2 separate regions of the Homo sapiens genome follow, and region 2 is linked to region 1. A link is an interaction called in ENCODE POLR2A ChIA-PET data of the cell type or tissue named here. Cell type or tissue: MCF 10A. All regions are shown on one strand.

Region 1 (5,000 bases):
CTGGATTGCAGTAGTGCGATCTTGGCTCACTGCAACCTCTGCCTCCCGGGTTCAAGCGATTCTCCTGCCTCAGCCTCCCGAGTAGCTGGGACTATAGGCACGCACCACCACACCCAACTAATTTTTTTGTATTTTTAGTAGAAATGGGGTTTAACCATGTTTGCCAGGATGGTCTTGATCTCTTGACCTCTTGATCTGCCCGCCTCGGCCTCCCAAAGTGCTGGGATTATAGGCGTGAGCCACGGCGCCCAGCCTTATGTGCATTTTTGATCTCATATAATTCTCACAACAGTCCTCTGAGTAAGGACAATTTTTATGGCCATTTTATAGACCTACTCAGAACGTAGTTCCCAGGTATGGCACCCAGGAATCTACTTTTGAAAGCTCCCAAATGATTCCAATGCATCTATCCATGGAACCATTGCATTGGTTGATATGGGAGAGGTGAAGATGAGATACAGATCTGTATCTAAGCACATCTCAAGATATGATACAGACATCCTGGCCACTTGGGGCTTAGAGCTCGTATGGCTATAAGTACACAAATGCCCAACAAGCATGTAAACTACTAGGATGTCAACTCTCAAAGTCCACCACTGGTGTCTGGGTGTTGTGCGGTTTGCATGGAGATGGAAGGCAGAAATGTCTGCTCTTTGGGTTGGAGAGAACTTTGGATATTAACTTCTTGGTTTGATATTTAAAACTTCTGTTGTGTCGATAGCCCCTCCAGAATAACTGTGGAAAAAGAAAAATATTTTAAAATATTCAAACCCAAATCGTCTTTGATTTAGACTTTTTCAGGTGGAGCAAAGCTTTCACATATCCTTGGGAGGAAAGAATTCAAAAACTGGATGTAAATAGAGCTGCGTTTATTGAGATAGGAGAGAGCGGATGCAGTGAATGAAATGTGTGTGCAGATAGTAATGAAGTATTTACCTATAGGAGTGTGCTGTTTGTATGTGCTCTTCCACAATTTACTTGGTACTTGAAAAATGTTGTCATGGCAACAGTATAACAAACAAGGTGGAATTGCGTACAGATGAATCACAACTTTATATGCCAGACAAAGAAGCGAATGTTCTATTAGGGCTGGGCTTATTAAGCTTAAAAGTTACAGCAAACATTTTCACGAGGTTTTCTTATTGTTTCTCATTTTAAAAAATGAGGGAGGTGCATAGACGGTAGAAGGTGTGGGATTATATTTACAGGATTTCCATAATATTACCATGGCAGAACACAGGTCGGCTGCATCAGCTTCACCTGCTGGTGTCCCAGCCTGTTTGACAGGATGGAGCTTGAGATGGTGTCTGTTCCAAGAACATATAGTTGAGGAGTTTACACACACGGGCACACGGGCACATACACACGGGTACACGTGTACACACACACACAGATGAACATGGCAAGAAGCTGTCATCTTATCTGGTGGAGAGAGCCAGGTATATAAAGCACTCCACCCAGGGGTGTGAGGCAGAGAGGGCTATGACCACACACGTGGTTCCAAGGACACTACGGTTGTACTTCCTGAAGGACAGGAACCCTTGAGGGAGCAAATTTGAGTGTCTTTTTTGATGCTTCGGGAATCTTTGAGTTCAATGAAGAGAGACACCATGGGTGGGCCACATAATCATGCAGACTCATTGGTTTGGGTTATGATTATATACAATTCTTTGCTCCAAAGTGGTCCATGTCCTGGAGCTGGAGGATGATTGTTTTGCGAGCACTTTTTGGATACAATCCCCTTCCTTGATACAGAGCTGCAAGCACTGATTGGCTGCTCTTGGCTATGAGTCTTACCTCACTGATTCTTGGACTTGAGACTGTATCTGTATCACCTGGAGAGGTTTGTTAAAACACATCTTTCTGGGACTCACTCCTAGAGTTTTAAAATTTGCATTTCTACCAAGAGTCTGGGTGAAGCTGTTGGTCTGTGGATGACACTTGGAGAGCTGCTGCTTTAGATGGAAACTCACCTGATAGAAAGGATGGGAATATTAGTCTTACAGTTTTCTTTCCCTTCCCACTAAGTGGCTAGGCAGAAATTCAGGGACCTCTCCAGTGGAGAAGGCTGGGACTTAATTGTTTGAAGTCAATTTGATAATAATAATAATAAAAAGAGATTAAGAAAATGACTGTCTTTCTTCAGATCCCAGGCAGTGCAGGAGGGACTGTTTTCTGGATTTTTCTGTGATTGAGAAATGTTAAGAATGGAGATGTAATAATGTGCTTCTCAGAGAATTAGTCCTCCACTAGCAACACTGGCATCACAGGAAGCTTATTCAAAATGCAAAATTTCGTACCCTACCCTCGATCTGAATCAGAATTACATTTAATAAGCTCCCCAGGTGATTCATACACATGTTAAAGTTGGAGAAGCACTGCTGTAAGAGACAGGCTGCCAATCTGGCAGTCAAGATACTTGAGTTTAGCCAGGTGTGGTGGTGCGTGCCTGTAGTCTCAGCTACTCGGGAGGCTCAGTTGGGAGGATTGCTTGAGCTTAGGAATTTGAGGCTGCAGTGAGCCCTGAGTGTACATGAGAATAGCCATTGCACTCCAGCCTGCCAGCATAGCCAGATCTATCTCTTTAAAAAAGAACATACCTGAGTTTTAGCCCAGGTCCTGCCTTTACCCAACTGTATAGCCCTTACTGGGCTTCGGGGGATGGGCTGGGGTGAGTTAGTGACCTACAAGTTTCTTGCTAGCTTTGGGGTGCTGCAATTCTGAATCATACCTTGGCAGGTCCTGACTTGCTCTGCCATTTCAGAAGGCTTCTGAAAAGTGTGGGCCCAAAGGTCTCTGAGGTCCTTGAGTTCCTTCCCTCTGCTGCCCCCACTTTACCCCACTGCAAGCTGGTGTGAACTCTTGCAGGAGGACAGCGCTATCTTGTGCCAAGGACATGACATCATTCCATGTACCTAAACTCAAAGGAGCCCAGTGTATAATCACTTACTATGGATGAAAGCTTGAGCAATCTGGGGAAAGTACATCCAGTCTAATAGCACTGTCTAATAACAAAGCCCTTGTCCTGAGTAGCCTTTAGGAAAGCAGCTGGGTCAGTCTCTGAGCCTTGACTACCCCCTTAGTAAGACACATAATTGCAATACTGTCATGCACCACATAACAACATTTTAGTCACTGATAGACTACATATATGATGTTCCCATAAGATTATAATATAGTCCCATAAGATTATAACACCATGTGTTTACTGTACCTTTTCTATGTTTAGATACACAAATACTTACCATTGTGTTACAGTTGCCTCCAGTATGCAGTACAGTCCCATGCTGTACAGATTTGTAGCCTAGGAGAAATAGGCTGTACCATCTAGCCTACGTGTGTAGTTGGCTATAAAATTAGGTTTGGAAAAGTGCACTCTATGATGTTGGCACATGACAAAATTCCGTAACAATGCATTTCTTAGAATGCATGCCTTTCATTAAGCGATGCATGACTGTGCTAACTTTTCATGCAGAAACAGCCTCCAAACTAGTAAAAGGCTGTCTTTAGGGTGTTTGAAGTATTTGTGTTTTTGCTGTATCGAAGCATTAAAATAGAACCATATGCATTTTCAGATTTGGAACATGAATTAATTAATATAAAATGGGCAGGAAAGATGTCTGGTGACTCAAATTAAGAAGAACCTCATATGGAAATGTTCAATCTGCTCTATAGGATAAACTATTTTTAAAGACTTCAGACACGTCAGTTTTCATATAAAGCATATTTTCTTAAGGTCAGCTCTGTGGATGGTGCACTTGCCCTAGTTCAGTGCTCACAGGATTGCATTTTGTATTCCTTAAGTAGTCCATCATCCTGACTTTTTATTAATTTAAGCTCATTTTCTCCCAAATCTGCCCAAATGAATTAAACATTGTGTGTGTGTGACCATGAGATATTCTTTCTTGCTGCTGGAGGAATTTGATTATTGGATGAATTTCTTTTGGCTGTTGTTGAGAGAAACTTGTGGCCCCTTTTGATTTGGTCGAATGTTGGCAAAAGGTGATTTGGACAAACGACATGATAATGCAAGGCCTAACACTTTCACTTCCCTTATGAGTGGTCTCTTTCCCGTTCTTTTGTCCCCTGGCACTTTGGTTTCGTTTCTATTGTCTAAAGGTCTTTGCTTGCAATTTCTTGACTTGCATTCATTGCCAGGCAGGCGTGAGGTACACTGGAGCAATTTTCTGGGAGAAATGCCAGCTTGGAATGGAGGCAGAGCCTTGATGTTTGTTGAGGGAAGAAAGGCTGCAAAAACAATAAAGCTGGGTTTTCTATGAACTGGCTCAGGGTCAGAGGGTAAAGGAAAACATATCCTTGGTAGAAATCCTTATACCCTGGAGCCTCAGTGGTTTGTCTACAAAGCCATCTGTTGAGATGGGAGTAGGAATTATGAGACGGGAGCCAGCTCTACAGCCCGAATCCTTACCGCGTTGTTTTGATTCTGTCGGGGGAGCAGCTACTTCTGTTAAAAGAATGTCAGATTCTAAGTGTGTTGGAAAGGGGATTTTTGTTGCCTTCTCTTTTTATGTAAGCATGGTGTGTATGTCTTTCTTTTAAAGGAAACTAGAGTAGTCTTGCATAAAAGCTTGGAGGGTTTGCAAAATCTATGGCAGCTTTGCTTGGAATAGCACGACTCTGGAAACAACTCAAATACACATCAATATGGAATTGCTTACATAAATTATGATACATCCATACTGGGAAATACATAGCCTTAAAAAAGCATTGAATAATCAAAACCCAATGCAAGCCATCCCTTTCTATATTGAGAGGGTATAATCTCCACAATACAAACTTGAGGGTAAAAATACAAGGTAAGACACACAAGATGTTAAGAACATTCAGCGTGTGTGTGGTGCAAGCATTTGGAAGTGGGGGCAGAATGTGTGTGATTACTTGAATACATGTGTATACACATGTGTATAGGCATAGAAATATCTAGAAGGGTGACAAAGAGCCTGGTAGCGCTGGTTTCCTCCATGGGAAAGCTAGGCTTG
Region 2 (5,000 bases), 140 kb before region 1:
GTTATAATTTTATCTTTAGACCACATATTCAAGTACTAAATGGACAGACACAGTGGTATGTTTTAATAGAGTTAAATTAGAACTATTGCACATACATAAAGAACATTAGTGAACATTGTTTCTTAACTAAATTTTAAATGATTAGAATGTGATTATTAGATCAATTATAATATATTATACAGTAGTCTCCCTTTCTCCGTGGTTTTGCTTTCTGTGGTTTCAGTTATCTGCAGTCAACCAAGGTCTGAAAATATTTAGCAGAAAATTCCAGAAATAATTCATAAGTTTTAAATTTAGTGCTGTTCCGAATAGTGTGATGAAATCATACCCTGGACTTGGATCATCCCTTTGTCCAGCATATCTATGCTGTTTATGCTACCCACCCTTTAGTCACTTAGTAGCTGGTTGGTCATCGGATTTAAAAAAATAATATATATTAAGTTTGATAATATTTAGAGTTTCAGACATCCACTGGGGGTATTGGAGCATATTCCCCATAGATAAGGGAGGCTAATGTAACTACTGTTTACTGAATATCCTTTATAGGTCTGACATTATGCTTTACAAATATAATTCATGTGATCCTGTTAACAATCCTATAAGATAGATGGTAGTGTTGACATTTTATAGATGAAAAAACTGGTTACAGAAGTTGAGAATTTTATATTAGGTCACATATCTTGTAACTTGACAGAGCCAGCTTTCAAACCTAGGTATAGCTGTCTCAAACCTTTTGATTTTCTCATTTTACCATCTGATTATGTGTAGTGTTTCAATTTCGACCATGTAAGATGCTGAAGAGTGAAAAATCTAAAGGGTGTGCCTGTCTGTGCATTGTAGAGAATTACAGAAGCTGTATTCAAATATACTGAATTATCTAAATTTTTTTGTTTTTTGTTTTCAGGTAATAGATGCATATTATTTCTTTTATTTAAAAGAAATGAATGTGACTAGTATTGCATTAAGAGCTGAAACTTGGCTTTTAGCTGCATGGCATGTTAAAGTACCTCCGATGTGGCTGGAAGCTTGTATTAACTGGATTCAAGAAGAAAATAATAATGTTAACTTGAGTCAGGCCCAAATGAATAAACAAGTGTTTGAGCAGTGGCTCCTTACTGATCTGAGGGATTTGGAGCATCCTCTTTTACCCGATGGCATTTTAGAAATTCCAAAAGGAGAATTAAATGGATTTTATGCTCTGCAGATTAATTCCTTGGTTGATGTAAGTCAGCCTGCATACTCCCAGATACAGAAGTTGAGAGGAAAGAATACAACAAATGATCTAGTTACAGCTGAAGCACAAGTAACCCCAAAACCTTGGGAAGCAAAGCCTTCACGAATGTTGATGCTGCAGCTAACTGATGGAATCGTACAAATACAGGGAATGGAATATCAGCCTATTCCAATTCTTCATAGTGATCTTCCTCCAGGTACAAAAATTTTGATTTATGGAAATATATCTTTCCGTCTTGGTGTTCTCTTATTGAAACCAGAAAACGTGAAAGTGTTAGGAGGTGAAGTAGATGCTCTTTTAGAAGAATATGCCCAAGAAAAAGTACTTGCAAGATTAATAGGGGAACCTGATCTTGTAGTTTCAGTCATACCAAACAATTCTAACGAAAACATTCCCAGAGTTACAGATGTTCTAGATCCTGCATTAGGTCCTTCTGATGAAGAACTCTTGGCAAGTCTTGATGAAAATGATGAGCTTACAGCAAATAATGACACTTCCTCAGAACGATGTTTCACCACAGGTAGTTCCTCAAATACCATTCCCACAAGACAGTCAAGTTTTGAGCCAGAATTTGTTATTTCTCCAAGACCAAAAGAGGAACCATCAAACCTATCTATACATGTAATGGATGGAGAATTAGATGACTTTTCACTGGAGGAGGCCTTGCTTTTAGAAGAAACTGTCCAGAAAGAACAGATGGAAACTAAGGAATTGCAACCATTGACTTTTAACAGAAATGCCGATCGAAGTATAGAGAGATTTTCACATAATCCTAATACTACGAATAACTTTTCTTTGACTTGCAAAAATGGAAACAATAATTGGAGTGAAAAAAATGTATCTGAACAAATGACTAATGAAGACAAATCATTTGGTTGTCCATCTGTTAGAGACCAAAACAGGAGTATTTTTTCAGTTCATTGTAATGTACCCTTAGCCCATGATTTTACAAATAAAGAAAAGAACTTAGAGACAGATAATAAAATAAAACAAACCAGCAGTTCAGATAGCCATTCCTTAAATAATAAAATATTAAATAGAGAGGTGGTCAACTATGTACAGAAAAGGAATTCACAAATTTCTAATGAAAATGATTGTAATTTACAGAGTTGTTCTTTAAGATCATCAGAGAATAGCATTAATCTTTCTATTGCCATGGATTTGTATTCTCCACCCTTTGTCTATTTGTCTGTTCTAATGGCCAGCAAACCAAAGGAAGTTACAACAGTGAAAGTGAAAGCATTTATTGTAACCTTAACTGGAAATCTCTCAAGTTCTGGTGGTATTTGGAGTATAACTGCAAAGGTGTCTGATGGTACTGCATATCTAGATGTAGACTTTGTGGATGAAATACTTACTAGCTTGATAGGGTTCTCAGTACCAGAAATGAAACAGTCAAAAAAGGATCCTCTTCAATACCAAAAGTTCCTGGAAGGGTTGCAGAAATGTCAAAGAGATCTAATAGATTTGTGCTGTCTAATGACTATTTCATTTAATCCTTCCTTGTCTAAAGCAATGGTACTGGCATTACAAGATGTTAATATGGAACACCTTGAGAATCTAAAGAAGCGGTTAAATAAATAATTAAACTAAAATAGTATTAGGAACAATTAAAAACAACAAGGAAATATTTAGAATTTGTTCACAATTTTACTTATGATACTTTGTGTAAAAAGGAAAAATGAAATTTCATAGCTTATTTCAGTTTAATTTTAAAGTGTTTAATCATGTTTGTTATATGTGGAGCTTTTGAAAATAAGTTAATCTTTTTTTTTTTTTTTTTAATGTCAGGGTATTGCTCTGTTGCCCAGGCTAGAGTGCAGTGGCATGATCATAGGTTATTGCATCAACCTCTTGAGCTCAAGCGATCCTCCTGCCTTAGCCTCTTGAGTTGCTGGGACTATAGGCATGTACCACCATGCCCAGCTAATTTATAATTACTATTATTGTTTTGTAGGGACAGAGTTTTGCTATGTTGCCCAGATTGGTCTCAAACTCCTGGCCTCTCACTCCTGCCGTCATGGCCTCCAAAGTTTACTTTTTTTAAAAGTAACTGTTAGATGGAGGAATATGGTGACCCACTATTGTTGAGAAATTTGTTTTCCACTTGTCACGTCACATAAGATGATTGCTAAAATATTGTACTGGTGTTCGGTGGTGAGTCATATTTTTGAAAGTTAATAATTATAAATAGGTAATTTCCTTCTAATATGTTGGTACTGTCTATGGCCATACCACCCTGAACATGCCTGAGCTTGTCATAATATGTTGAGTACCCAAAAGATTTGTTTATATTGTTAATCTTAGGGAAAAAAAATTAAAATCCAGTAGATCAGAACATCAGGCTTTCAGATACAAATTGATTTACTGGTTTTTATTTTGCTGATTATAATATTTGGTATATTTAAGGTAATCTAGTTAACTAGATGCTATTTCATAGATTATATTGAATGATTTAAAACTTTATTTTCAAGGATAGTTTATTTTAAATGGCATATTGAAAACATCATTATTAAGATCCAGTAGGTAGGACATTTATTGGATTAAAATGAAGCATTTATCTATGTCTTTAGGTGTCATTGTTCCCTTTCTGAATTAGCTGTACATATAAGCCTTCCTTTGGTTTTAAGTACTGATTTTTTTTTAAAAAAAAGAGGGACTGTTTACCATTCTTCCACTGTGCTGTTATAAAGTTGTATTTGAAAGGTAATGTTGTTTTTATTAATCTTTTGTCTTAAAATAATTTAAAGTGCTTTGAATTTTAAAACATTAAACAAATCCTTAAATAACAAAATACATTGGTGTTTTATTTTATTGAAAATAATGTAACGAAATATCAGGAAGTAAGATAAATACATGTATGATGTATGATAATAGAAGTAGAAGAGAAAGATTTTAAAATATTTTCATTGTTGTATCAGGGTTCAAAGCACCAGGACACAGATATTGCTAATATATGCCCTAGTAATAATCTTGTCTATATACTTGCATAGCTTTTTAATAAGTGATCTGAATGGGATAGCTTTATCTTTCATTATCTTTTCATTAAATTTTCTCCTTCTATACTCTCATCTCTGTGAATGGGGCTTGAAAATTGGGATTAGAACTTCTTTTCATATTGTCATTAAAGACTGGCTATCGTACTTTTTATCAATCTATGCTACTATATTGGTTCTTGGTACATCCTGTTTCTAGTCTTCTCTGGCCTGGATTACTGCAGTGGTTTACTAATTGGTCTTTTATCTTATTTTGCCCTCAAACCGTACTCCATAATGTTAGCAGAGTGATCTTTCGAAAATAAGTTTCTTCTTGTTTTCTCTTCATTAACCTTTAATACCAACCTCCTCCCACCCCATTACTTATAGGGTGAAGTCCAAACTCCTCATTGAGTAAGTAAGGACTTTCGTGATCTGGCCCCTGACTTCTTTTTTAGCCTTATCTTGCCCCATTACTCTTTGCCTCTGAGTTTTAGGGGTACCAAGTTATTTGTAGTGCACTAAACATGTGGAAGAATATACCTCTTACTTTCATACTCATGCTTATAGTGCCTGATCCCCCTACCTTCCTAAATCATTTCCAATTCAGTTTAAGCTTTAGGTGCCTGTTACAGTGTTTCATGAATTCCCCTGCCCACTTGCATGCTCTCCTGTACGTTGTACAGACTAATATTATGTGTGTTTTTACTGTGCTTGTTTCTCTGTTATTCTGCTGCTACGTTTTTGGTAGGATAAGTCTTATGGGGCTGTCCTGTGTGCATTGTAGGATA

Evidence for each region. ChIA-PET counts read pairs that join two places held together with the same protein. Peaks named below come from ENCODE experiments on the same cell type or tissue, not always from the same donor. Only the 100,000 strongest peaks of a DNase experiment are listed, where the experiment ranks them.
Region 2: POLR2A ChIA-PET joins it to region 1 with 5 read pairs; 2 of 35 experiments call an interaction of 5 or more read pairs at or near these places.

Annotation. Positions count from the first base shown.
Region 1 is chr9:84,135,323-84,140,322 of GRCh38, forward strand. No RefSeq gene overlaps it. Among named protein-coding and RNA genes, the nearest start is that of SLC28A3-AS1, 140 kb to the right of the region's middle. In MCF 10A, no CTCF peak of the experiment used is centred here; DNase peaks (open chromatin) are centred at 1,029, 2,809 and 4,189.
Region 2 is chr9:84,000,047-84,005,046 of GRCh38, forward strand. It overlaps RMI1 (RecQ mediated genome instability 1), which reads left to right. Exons shown (of 3, transcript NM_001358291.2): 3 at 905-4,028. The coding sequence starts at 941. The coding sequence ends at 2,818. Among named protein-coding and RNA genes, the nearest start is that of RMI1, 22 kb to the left of the region's middle. In MCF 10A, no CTCF peak of the experiment used is centred here; no DNase peak of the experiment used is centred here.